2 separate regions of the Homo sapiens genome follow, and region 1 is linked to region 2. A link is a loop called in an ENCODE intact Hi-C map of the cell type or tissue named here. Cell type or tissue: HCT116. All regions are shown on one strand.

Evidence for each region. Hi-C counts contacts between places; a loop is a spot of excess contacts. Peaks named below come from ENCODE experiments on the same cell type or tissue, not always from the same donor. Only the 100,000 strongest peaks of a DNase experiment are listed, where the experiment ranks them.
Region 1: it touches region 2 in a loop (9-fold over the local background); 88 of 110 quality-filtered maps call a loop at or near these places.

Annotation. Positions count from the first base shown.
Region 1 is chr6:57,020,144-57,022,643 of GRCh38, reverse strand. The region is part of intron 6 of BEND6 (BEN domain containing 6); the gene reads right to left. Among named protein-coding and RNA genes, the nearest start is that of KIAA1586, 25 kb to the left of the region's middle. In HCT116, a CTCF peak has its summit at 1,332 (motif pointing right); a DNase peak (open chromatin) is centred at 1,343.
Region 2 is chr6:56,901,914-56,904,413 of GRCh38, reverse strand. The region is part of intron 2 of DST (dystonin); the gene reads left to right. Among named protein-coding and RNA genes, the nearest start is that of DST, 52 kb to the left of the region's middle. In HCT116, a CTCF peak has its summit at 1,348 (motif pointing left); a DNase peak (open chromatin) is centred at 173; H3K27ac peaks cover 1,118 bases.

The DNA.
Region 1 (2,500 bases), 120 kb before region 2:
CAGAGCCAAAAAACAAAAAACAAACAAACAAAAAAGGAGATTTAAAAAACCAGATCAATGAAAGAAAAAACTGGTGTTTTTAGAAGACAAAGAAAATCAGCAAACCATTAGCCAGACTAAGAAATAACAAAGAGAAGGCCAAATAAATAAAATGAGACATGGAAAAGGATACATAATAACCGAGACCACACAAATACAAAGACTCATTAGAGAGTATTATGAAAAACTCTTTGCCAACAAATTGGAAAACCTAGAAGAAATGGTTAAATTCCTGGACACATACAACCTAGCAAGATTGAACCATGAAGAAATAGAAAACTTCAACAAATCAATAGGGAGTAACAAGATCAAAATTATAATAAAAAGTCTTCCATCAAAGAAAAGCCCAGTACCTGATGGCTTTACCCCTGAATCTACAAACATTTGAAGAGACAGTAATACCAGTTCTGCTCTAATTCTTCAAAAAAAAAAAAAAAAAAGAAAAAGAAAAAAAGAAAAATTGAAGAGGAGGGAATACTTCCAAACTCATTCTACAAAGTAGTATTTCCATGACACCAAAACCAGAGAAGGGCACAACAAAAAAACAAAACTACAGGCCAGCATCACTGATGAGCCAGATACAAAAATCTTCAACAAAATACTAGCAAACCAAATTCAACAACGATGTTTAGCAGCATCCCTGGCCTCTGACCACCGGATGCCAGAAGTACCACCAGTTTTGACAATCAAAAATATCTCCAGGCATTCCTAAATACCCTGCGTTGGAGGAAGGTGGCTAAATCACACCTCCCTCTCCGCCGCCCCCCACCATTTTAGCACCACTGTATTAGATCACCTATAAGTTATAATATATGTTATGTAACATTACGCCAGAGATTATATACCCTGAGGCCGCTTTGGAAATTTCAGGAGAAGGCAGTTTGGTCACTTAGTTGGATGTTATAGAGGTGATAGCCTAATATTCTGTAAATCTTATAAATACATTTTTCTTCAATGCCTGCAAGAAAGAAGTAAAAAATGGAGACAGGCTGGAAAAAAATCAAGCTCTTGCATGTGAGAGCTACAGGCAACTTTAGGGCAGCCACAGGAATAAGAAAGAATATATTAAAAAAAGGGAGGAATTTAGGCCTTACCCTCACAGACCTGAGCCATAGCTGGGAAATTGTTACCCTTTTAAATCTAAGCCACCAGTGACAACCTGAGCTCAGGACTGAGTGGAGGGCACGGTCTACCACAGGGACCATGCTAGAAAAGTAAGTTTTTCAAAGAATATTTTTGGTGGCAGGGCAGGGCCATAGGCTCCTGTGAGTTAAATGACTGAGAACAGAAAAATATAACAGTATTCCACTAGATGGTGCTATATCTGATTAATTTATCAAGCATGTCCAAATTAGGTCTTACCTGACCCTGTCTTTTCCAGCATATTTTCCTCAGTCCTTTTTGCAATAATTTGAATTCAACCATACTTAAAATGAAAGATATTTGCAAATTTAAAAAATTCCATTCTAGCTAATCTCCATTACTGATTCAAAATACATGCATTTCCAGTCTAAACAACTTGGCACTATTAAGTCAGGCTCAGGTTCAAAAGGCACAAAGTTCATAGCAAAATGTCTGTTCCTTGTTTCAATTTTAATTAATGCCATAGCTAGCAGATTTAATAACACTTCTATTGTTAAGTACAAGCAAAACTGATATAAAAATCTCTTAACTTTCACTTCTTTAACATTCTGCTGGCTGATATAGTCAGAGATGAGTTTTGTGCCTATCCTTGGAAGTCAGAAATATTAAAAAAAAAAAAAAAAAAAAACAAGAGTTTAGGATATCAAAATGCTTTACAGACCTCTGAAATATAACAGTGTGCCCCAAAAGATAGCCACTTGACTTGGAGGTCTGGTAACATACCATTTAGAAAAGGAAATTGCCGGTCACGGTGGCTCACGCCTGTAATCCCAGCACTTTGGGAGGCCGAGGTGGGCAGATCACTTGAAGTCAGGAGTTCGAGACCAGCCTGGCCAACATGGTGAAACCCCCGTCTCTACTAAAAATACACAAATTAGCTGTGTGTGGTGGCGCGGGCCTGTAGTCCCAGCTGCTCGGGAGGCTGAGGCGGGAGGATTGCTTGAACCCAGGAGGTGGAGGTTGTAGTGAGCAGAGATCGCGCCACTGAACTACAGCCTGGGCTACAAAGCAAGACTCCGTTTCAAAAATGAAAAATAAAAAAGAAAAGACAAGGAACTTAGTTACTGGGTGGAGTGCTTTCTGACATTTGAGGAGTTCAAGGTGGAAGGATTGCTTGAGCTCATGAGTTCAAAACCAGCCTGGGCAACAAAGTGAGAACACTGTTTCAAAAAAAAAAAAAAAAATAGAGAACTTGGTCATTATACATCAAGGTAACTGGGTGGGTAACCTCATGTCAAAATAGGAAGTACTAAGGGCATATTTAAGCAATTATCTAATAATTGAAAAGTTGTGAGGTCACAATCTACTGAAATTTATA
Region 2 (2,500 bases):
CAAATTAAAGAAGAAGCAAGGCACAGAGAAGTAATTTAGCCAAGACCACACACCTAGTAAGTAATAGAGCTGGTATTATATTTGAACCCAGGTAGTTTGACTCACTGGAGAGTAACAAAGAACTCTCTCCTAATGATCGGTACCTCACATGTGTCTGTCTTCAAGGCACACCAGCAATGTGACTCATTTTCCTATTTCCACCTGATTTCTTTTTTAGATAGTATGAATAATACACTATTGTGTTCAAGACTATATTTTATTCACACAAGTAATATCCATAGTAATTATAGTGAATGTTTCTGTACTACTACGTGCTAGGTACTCTTTGAAGTACTTTACCTCCATTACTTTATTCTTTTCAGCAACCCTATGAATTACTATTTTAATCCTTATTTTATAGGTGAGGAAATAATTAAGTAACTATTCAAGATCATACAACTAGGAAGTGACAAAGGCAGTATTAGAACCCAGATAGTGGCTGCAGAGTCTGTGTAGTATACCACAGTGCTTATAAATAGTTATTTTAAAATAGTACAAGTAAATTTGGGTATAAAAGAAATAACTGAGGCAGTGCTCAGATCTGGAGAAAAAATGTTAAGGTGGAATGAAGATGCCTGAAGTTTAGGAAAGACTGATTTAAGTGGTTTAGAATTTTTGGCCGCATGCGATGGCTTACACCTGTAATCCCAGCACTTTGGGAAGCTGAGCTGGGCAGATCATGAGGTCAGGAGTTTGAGACCAGCCTGGCCAACATGGTGAAACCCCATCTGTACTAAAAATACAAAAATTAGCCGGGCATGGTGGTGCACACCTGTAATCCCAGCTACTCAGGAGGCTGAGGCAGGAGAATCGCTTGAACCCAGCAGGCAGAGGTTGCAGTGAGCTGAGATCACACCACTGCACTCCAGCCTGGGTGACAGAGCAAGATTCTGTCTCAAAAAAATTTTTTTATATCATAAATAATTCTGCATTGAATATCTTACTGGGCACTCTTGGTAGAATTTCTCTAGGGTAGATACAGGGATGTGAATTCACTGAGTTATTGTTTTGCAGAATGGCTGTGACAGCATGTTTTAATCTCTGTCATTTGGTTACTTTAGCGAAGTTTTATGCAGTTTTTCTCCCTAAGTGTTTCTAGAATTTGTAGTCCACTGAGGACTATTGGTAATAATACCAGTTAAGCAAAATCTGGTTGCTTATTACTCATAAGAGAATCTACATTCTTACCAAAGAAATGTACTGAACTTACTCCACTATTACAGAAGCTACTATATCATCAAATATTTTGTTCATTCTACCAGAACACCAAATTTCTGAATTAGAATGCAGGGCTATGGGAGATAATGCCATCTAGTGGTCAAACTAAACTCTGGTTCCTAGAGATTCTTAGTCTTCAAAGTGTAGAAAAATTATCAGAGAAGCTTGTTAAAAAATGAGATTGAGAAGGAAAGACAGAGAGAGAGAGAGAGAGAATGAATGTGTGTGTGTAGAGGGTGGAGGGGGCGGGTGGGTGGATGGGGAATGTCCAGGAAGCTGCATAAAAAGCAGCCTGTATGGTTGTTGGTTTTGATGTGTGTGGTCTAAACTGCCCTAGAATTTGGTTCAGCATTTGGCCCAGTTCCCTCTTCTCCTTAATCCTCTTCTCCAGCAGCTGCTGTAGTACCTCCTGAGTTACGTGGGAGTGGTGGGGATGTTCTGGGACTATTTTCGGTTGAAGAGGACCAGCTGAGCTTGCACGCAGGGGCGGGATGGGAACAAGACTAAAGTATTTGCGGATGGATTAGGAGAGCCCAAACAATGACCTCGGTTTTGCCAAATCCATTTGCATTTTCTCCTTACCGATTTCTGTTGACCTCATTGCTACTTTTGACTCTGGGGTTAACCCCCTCCTTTTTTAAAAATTATCTCTTTCTTCATATCCTTCAGCCTGGTGTACAGGCTCTCCATAATTGGACAGTAGCCCATCTTCCGGCTCCCTCAGTGAGAATCCCACTGTACACATTTATCTTTCAGAATCCCACAGAATCATTATTATGCCTTTTCTCATACTGTTCATCTCTCTGAAATTCTTACTCCTCATTTTTTATGCATTTACTGCAGACTTTAAGCCTTTTATACATCTTCAAAAATTCAGAAGACACACAAACTGAAAGAAGCCCTTCTTGGATCATTTAGTGTTTATCTCTCACTAGTTTCCCACCATATTTAGCTTGTACCCTCATACCAGCACATTATCAAATAACGTTTCTTATTGTTGTAAATACTCCACCCATCTGTCTATCATCTATGTATTATTCATTCATTTCTTATGTTGTTTCCTTTGTCTTCAATATAAATTCAATTCATTCTTCAAATGCCACCCACTCAACTAAGCCAAATGTAACTATACTCAGCTTCATTCATTGATTTCCTTCTCTGAGATCTGCTAGCGCTGAGAGTCTACTACTTTAACCACTTTAACCCTTCATTACACATTCCCATGTGTTTATGAACTCTATGT